Linked DNA regions of Homo sapiens: region 1 is linked to region 2. Evidence: read pairs that join two places in POLR2A ChIA-PET (ENCODE). Cell type or tissue: K562. All regions are shown on one strand.

The links. ChIA-PET counts read pairs that join two places held together with the same protein. Peaks named below come from ENCODE experiments on the same cell type or tissue, not always from the same donor. Only the 100,000 strongest peaks of a DNase experiment are listed, where the experiment ranks them.
Region 1: POLR2A ChIA-PET joins it to region 2 with 5 read pairs; 6 of 35 experiments call an interaction of 5 or more read pairs at or near these places.

Annotation. Positions count from the first base shown.
Region 1 is chr2:8,662,893-8,666,892 of GRCh38, reverse strand. No RefSeq gene overlaps it. Among named protein-coding and RNA genes, the nearest start is that of ID2-AS1, 17 kb to the left of the region's middle. RefSeq lists an enhancer at 3,444-4,000. In K562, no CTCF peak of the experiment used is centred here; no DNase peak of the experiment used is centred here.
Region 2 is chr2:8,596,846-8,600,845 of GRCh38, reverse strand. It overlaps LOC105373411 (a long non-coding RNA gene), which reads left to right. Exons shown (of 3, transcript XR_001739274.1): 3 at 1-1,977. Among named protein-coding and RNA genes, the nearest start is that of LINC01814, 15 kb to the right of the region's middle. In K562, no CTCF peak of the experiment used is centred here; a DNase peak (open chromatin) is centred at 2,415.

The sequences.
Region 1 (4,000 bases), 66 kb before region 2:
ATTGTTTCCAACGTGAGTATGAAAGTATGGAGCAGTGCGGAGGGCCAGGAGTGCTGAATCCACATGGTTACTTCTCCAGGCGGGGGCCGAGGACCAGGGCTGGAGGTTTACTCCAGGAGCTTCAGTGGTGCATGCTGAATGTGCTGTTTCTTGGGCTGGGGGACAGAGATGTGCATGCTGTTATACACTCTATATTGAAATGATTGTATAACAATATACTAATTTATCATGTAATAAATTTGACCAGAAAGAAACAACTGTTCTGTGGCTGCTTCCATGACTGGATTTCACGTTGTAGGTTTCTAAGCAGAGAGTCCAAGGAAAACCAAAGGAGCGGCGGAAGGATAAGCCTCCCGGGTGTTCTGGGAGTGTCCCTTTGCTTGGGCTCCTCCGTTAGAGTTGAGAAAACCTGGGACTTGTGACTACTGGAGTCAACCTGGGATCCTGGCACCAAATGCCAGCAGAAACAATCCTGCCCCCCTCGGAAGATGAGATGAGGTTCTTTATGGAACATGAGTGCAGTTCGAGAGCTTCAGGTAGAAAGCCCAGTCGTCCTTACCCTGCGTGGCCCATCCAGGATCACGAATGGGGTCAGCCTCAGGGAGCTATGAGCCTGGTGTCTGAGACACAGCTTGGGCCTTTGTACTGCTGGAAGCACAGGGAACCCTGAGGGTTGATCAACTCCCCAGCAAAGACAAACTGGCATGCTCGTCAGTGTGAGAACAAAGCTACAAGACCTAGGAGTGGCATTTTGCAGATCTGCTGTTTTTCAAAAAAACTTGTGCTTGAATGTGTATAACATAAAATTTACCATTTAAGCCTTGTGTGTGTGTGTGTGTGTGTGTGTGTGTGTTTGAGATGGTGTCTCGCTCTGTGGCCTGGCTGCAGTGCAGTAGCTCACTGCAACCTCCACCTCCCAGGTTCGAGCGATTCTCCTGCCTCAGCCTCCCGAGTAGCTGGGATTACAGGCACCAGCCACTACACCCAGCTAATTTTTTATATTTTTGGTAGAGATGGGGTTTCGCCATGTTGGCTAGGCTGGTCTCGAACTCCTGACCTCGTGATCCACCCAAAGTGCTGGGATTATAGGCATGAACCACCACGCCTGGCCCATTTAAGCCATTTTTAAATGGACAATCAGTGGCATTAAGTGCATTCACGTTGTGCCACCATCACCATCATCCACCTCTGGAACTTTTTCATCTTCCCCAATGGAAACTCTGCCCATGAAACAGCCACTCCCCATTCCCCTCCCCGCAGCCCCTGGCAACCACCCTTCTACTTCCTGTCTCCACGAACGTGACTACTCTAGGTACCACATATAAGCAGAATCATACAGGATTTGTCCTTTTGTATCAGATCTGGGGTTCGTATGCTGAAGGAAACTGCCTGCAAACTCTTCTGTGTGAGTGGAGAAAGGACCTGTGTTTTGAGTGTCAAAGGAGTTTCTGCCCCAAGAGGACTTAGAGTTACCAGGGTGAATCCTTGACTTTTTGGAGGAACGTGTCAGAAGATGTGCTCACTCACATCCCTGAATTCATGGATATTGCCAATGTGAGAATGGCAAACCCGGGGCCCGAGGGTGGCCGCTCTTCACGCAGGCCTGGTGGGGCCTTACTGCTGCTCAGAATCCTTTTTTTTTTTTTTTTTGAGATGGAGTCTCGCTCTGTTGCCCAGGCTGGAGTGCAGTGGTGTGGTCTCGGCTCACCGCAAGCTTGGCCTCCCGGGTTCACACCATTCTCCTGCCTCAGCCTCCCCCACCCGAGTAGCTGGGACTACAGGCACCTGCCACCATGACCGGCTAATTTTTTGTAATTTTTAGTAGAGATGGGGTTTCACCATGTTACCCAGGATGGTCTCAATCTCCTGACCTCATGATCCACCCGGCTCGGCCTCCCAAAGTGCTGGGATTACAGGCGTGAGCCCCCGCGCCCGGCCCACAATCCTTCTTAACACAGTGTGCGGGCAGCCACAGTCACCTGATAGGCCCTGTGGAGGAAACATTTGCCATCTGTGGTCTGTGGCATGTCAGTTACTTTGAAAACTGGAGGTAACACAGTCTGAAGCATTTACATGACTTCTTTGTGCCCTTAAGGTAAGTCAGCGGATGTGTGACAAGTGCTTGGAACCTCCCCGGCTGGGGGCTCCCTTGCCTAAAGACCAGCTCCTCCCCACGTCATGCCTGTCTTCCAGGGCCCGTGACTCCAGCTCTCATTCCATGAAGACGACACACTCCATTTCTCCTGGATGTTTTTTTGTTGTTGTTGTTTATTTGCTTGTTTTGAGACAGGGTCTTGCTGTGTCACCAAGGCTGGAGTGCAGTGGTGCAATCATAGCTCACTGCAGCCTCAGCTTCCTGGGCTCAAGTGATCCTCCTGCCTCGACCTCCCAAAGTGCTGGAATTACTCTAGCCTCTCCTGGGTCTTTGAAGTCTGTGCCTGCACATGGCTGATGCTCAGCTAACCTGAAGTTTTCTCGGCAGTGTGAGTAGTTTTTCACTCTCCCCTCGAGCGGTGATGCTAAGTCCCCTTCATGGAGTTTGCTGTTCATTTCTCTGCTCACAGGGATTAGAACTTGATAGCAAAGAGCAGGAGGGCATCAGGCACTGGCTGGGCTGGCAAGAGGTGTGCCTTTAGCCCTGAGCACGCCCTGAGGAAGCAGCTGTGCTTCAGGCTCCGTGTGACGTGAGGAAGAAGCTGAGAGGCAGAGGCGAGCAACACGTCTGAGGCCGCAGAGCCGCCAAGAGACCAAGGAGCAAAGCCACGGCACCCGTCCCGCTCCCTTTTTTCAGTCAAGTATGAGGGAAATAGTGAGGAAAGTTATTCTTATGTGGAGCGGGACAACAAAAACCCATAAACAACCTTCTCATGTTGGCTCAGAATTGATGGTCATCTGGCTGGTAATGGGATTTTACTCTTGTGTTCTTGAAAGCTCTGCCAGGAAAACCTCACTAGAAAGGCCTGGAAGCTTCTGGAAAATATGGATTTGTAGACCCGCCCCCACCCCTGCCTATCCTATCAGAATCTGTGGTAGAGTAGGGAGTAGGCCAAGGAATTTAAAATTTTCACAAGATTCCTGGGCACTCCTCTAATCATGCCTGGAGAAACACTCTGCAGACCCTCAGCTTTTTAACGGAGGTAGTGATATTGTTTGGCTGTGTCCTCACCCAAATCTCATCTTGAATTGTAATCCCCATCATCCCCATTATCCCCACGTGTCAAGGGAGAGACCAGGTGGAGGTAATTGAATCATGGGGGCGGATTCCCCCATGCTGTTCTCCTGAGAGTGAGTGAGTTCTCACGAGGTCTGATGGTTTTATAAGTGTTTGGTAGTTTCTCCTGCGTTCATTCTTCCCCTGCTGCCCTGTGGAGAAGGTGCCTGGCTTTCCCTTCACCTTCCGCCATGATTGTAAGTTTCCTGAGGCCTCCCAGCCATGCTGAACTGTGAGTCAATGAAACCTCTTTCCTTTCTAAATTACCTGGTCTCGGGCAGTTCTTTATAGCAGTGTGAGAACAGCCTCATATAGCTGGAAGTGTGGCTTTGGAACCTGCATTTTAGACAAGATTCCTCAGCTGATTCTTAAGCACACACCACTTGTGAGCCACTGTCTTCAGGCGCTCATCAGGCACTCAGCAGCAGCGGTTTAGTTTTTCCTGACATTTTGTGTTTTTCAGTAGTCATGGCCATACGGTGATGAAAAGTGGCCATTTTATGATAGAATGGAGGTCCTAACTGTTGGGGACATTGCAGAAACTGCAGGAATTAACCTGTCACATGTTTCATTGAAAAACATGATGATTTATCATCAAAATGAATAAGTTCTTTCACTTTAGTATGTAAACCATATACTATTAGAATGAAGGACACATTTAAAAAATACTAAATTGAAGTGATCTTTGTGTTTTGATGGTGACTGAGTTCTGCTTTGCGTTTTTGTTACCATTTCCATCCTTGAGTTTCTTTGGTCCTGTTCATTGCCCTGGTTCCAACTCGGCTTTTT
Region 2 (4,000 bases):
CTCCCCGTTTTATTTTCTGTGACCATAAGTTGTAACCAGCCCATAACTGCTCCCCTCCCGTCCCTGCGGTGGCTGTGGGTGGCTGCCTGTCACCACGGCCATGGCTCTGTGGATTTTCCCAGAGTGGACACCGGGCCCAGGCCCACGGTTCTCATGTAATGGCTTCGGCTGCCTGGGTTCGAGGCTCAGCAGCACTGTCTGGAGGAAGGTTTCTGAGCCCAGCGTGGGATGGGTCCAGCCTGCCTCAGAGGGGGTGCCCTCGGCTCTGGGGGACCCACTCTCCAAGACCTTTATCAAGAATCCACTGCGTCAGAGCACTTTGGGGGCCTCGAATGTTGTATCATTTCCAGTGAAGCCGACCTTAGGCAGTTGTGGCCCAGAAGGGTGTTTGCACTCTATTCCTTAGAAGAGTGGGACCTCAGCCCTCTCACCACCACCATGAGACCCTCGAGAGGAAATGGGTTTGGTGGGAGGGTCTGAGTTTGGAGGGCTTGGAGAACTGTGGAGGTAAAACCGAGCACAGCTGGAGCGGGGTACTCTTGTCAGAAAGCAAGGGGCTTTGGGACAAGTTATCCAAAGCCAGGGGCGGCTCCCCACTTGCTGGGAACGCATAGCATTCTCTCGGGCTGCTGATGCTGGGCCTGGCTGTGGAAGGGGCCCCGTCCTGGGCCTCTGTTCAGAGGGTGTGCAGGAGGCCCTGTGGAGAGTGCTGGGCCGAGGGGCTGCAGTGCTGAAGTCACGCCCGGATGGGATTCCTGCAGCTCTGACTGGGGCTTTCCACCTGGGGCACCAGGGGCAAGCCCCGCCCCTTTGGGTGGCATCTCCCTGGGAAGGGACAGGCATGGTGGGCCTGCCCCAGACCCTTCCCTCTCTGACCGTCTGGCCTTCTCACCGGGGTTCAGACCCTGGGCTCCTCCCACCTGTGCCCCTGCCTTTGCCTTCTGGACTTTGTGTCTGCTTGCGCCCAGGCCCTCCCCTTGCCCCAGTGGACTTGGGTCTGGCTTCTCCCACATGGTGGCCTCTAGGAGCACCTGTGGCCCATTTTTAGCCCTCTGAACCCAACCCTTCCCACCAAGCTGCCCCAGCGTCCCCGAGGGGGCAGCAGACATGCCTTTTTCTGGTTAATCCTCCGGAGGGGACATGGGCAGGATATTTTCCTACAAACCAGCTGACCTGTATGCAGGTGAGGCTTCCTCAAATCCTCTAGCCCCAGTGATGGACCGGCGGCCGGAAGACTGAGGTGGGATCCTCGGAAGGCTTCCAGGAAGTGGTAGAAACGTTTCCAGAAAGGTTTAATTGTTCTTAGAGGCCACATCTTCCTCGTCTTGGAGATGGCGCCGCAGCCCTGGCTGTCTCCCAAACTAGAGAGCAGAGAGTCCTGCTTCCAGTCGCCGTCACTTAAGCCCGACATCCTCCTGCAGCCCAGTCCTGGTTATTCTCCCCAGTGACCTTTCCAGCCTCTACTCTGCTCCCACTCCCACCACCTGGGCTCAGGCCTTCACTGTGTATTGTATATTCGTTGTATATTGTATATTCGTCATGGATTTTATATTCTATATTGTAGAGCCATTGCATGTTGTATTCTCATCGTATGTTGTATACACACCGTGTGTTGTATATTCATTGCATTTTGTCTATTACATGTTGTATGCTAATCATCTGTTGTATACTCATCCATTGCATATTCATATTTCATATTCCTTGTATATTGTATATTGCAGACTCATATATTGTATATTTACATGTTGCATCCATCATAATTGAAGACTCATTGTATATGTCCATATGTTGCATATTCATCATGTTGCATACTCATGTTACATATTCATCATGTTTTGCATATTCATGTGTTGCATATTCATCCTATGTTGCATACTCAAGTGTTGCATATTCATGTGTTGCATGCTCATTGTATATTGCATGCTCACTGTACATTGTATAATCATCATATGTTGCATATTCATCTTATGTTGCATACTCGTCGTATATTTCATACTCACTGTACATTGCATATTCTTTCTTTTTTTCTTTTTTTTTGAGACAGAGTCTCTCTCTGTCACCCAGGCAGGAGCACAGTGGCACGATCTCAGCTCACTGCAACTTCTGACTCCCAGGTTCAAGCGATTCTCATGCTTCAGCCTCCCAAGAAGCTGGGACTACAGGTGCGTGCCACCATGCCCAGCTAATTTTTTTATTTTTAGTAGAGATGGGGTTTCACCATGTTGGCCAGGCCGGTCTCAAACTCCTGGCCTCAAGTGATCCACCAGCCTCGGCCTCCTAAAGTGCTGGGATTACAGACGTGAGCCACCACGCCCGGCTAATATTGTACACTCATCATATGTTGCATAATCCTCCTAGAGTGACTCACAGTGATGCAACAGGACTCCTGCGTGATGTCTTCCTATCAGGTCTCACTGTCTCCAAGTCAGCCCCCATGTCTCGTCCCAGTGCTGACTGTCCCATCTCCTGCTCTGTTTAACGGCCTCCTTTAGCCTAAGGGCCCTCTGCTGGGCCTTGTCCCCCAGCTTCCTCTCCTGCCTCTGTCACTCCTCCCTGGTTCGTGTGGCCCTTGGTGATGCCTGGCGGCCTCACTCTCCCGGCTTTACCAGTGCCTCTCTCTCTCTGCTGGGACCTGCCATTCCCACATTTTGGATCAGCCCCCAGGTACTTTTTGGAAACTAGCAATTGAGTAGTATGTCATGGGTTGCAGAGCCCCTCTGTGGACTTGACTGCTGTCCAGGGACTGCTTGTTATAATAGCATCTGAGTGTGCGAGTGGAATAAGGCCAAGAGAGGGTGAGTGAACAGCCCAGGGTCACATAGCTCCTAAGAGTTCAGCTGGGCTCTGACCTGGCTGCTCCGTGTCCTGAGCCAGGGCATTTCCATGCCCCTGCGCCACCCCCATGGGATCCACTGACAGTTCTGCATTCATGGTCCTTGATTGTGGAACTGGATTTGCCCTCTGCCCCTCACTAATCAGCTAATTGCTGTCAGCCTTAGTCGGCCTGTGGTCCCTGGGGCTTACCTGGTTTTCCGTGGAGCCCTAACCCAACTGATCTCACTTCAGCTCTGCCTTTGATGGGGCGGTGGCAGATGGGAGGCAGATCCCTTCTGGTCCTTGCGAACCTGCCCCTATGTTCGAGAGGGCACAGGCTCAGGAGAGGGGTTTCCCTGGTCCCCATCCTGCTGTGCACTGGCCAAGACTTGGAATCCACACCCCAGTCCTGCTCTCTGCAGGCTTCCTCAGCATATCACAGGCACAATGGTAGCAGGCTCACACACACACACACACGCTCATACACATGGCACACACTCACACGCAAAGAGCCACACAGGGCCAACATGCTCACACACACTGTGTAAGTGTGCATGAGTGCACACACACCACACATGCAAACACACCACACATACAACACATACATATACACACCACACATATACACACACACCACACCACACATTACATACACCTACCACACACACCCCACACATACACACCACATATATACACACACACACCATACCCACATTACATACACCTACAACACACACCCCACACACACACACCCCACACCACATGTATACACACACACCACACTGCACATACATTACATACACCCACCACACACCCCACACATACCCCACCCATACACACATACCACACCACACATGCACATTACATACACCTAACCACAGACACACCATACACACCACACCACACATACACACCACACATATACACACACCACATCACACACACACATCACAGCACACAACACACACACCCCACATACACCCACACCACACACACCCCACACATATACACACACCAGACCATATATGTACCACATCACACACATATATCACCAACACCTACCACATATCATACACCACACATATACACACACACACACACACAACACACATACCGCACATACACCACGCAAACACCACACACATACACACATACCACATATACCTGCCACACACACCACACACAG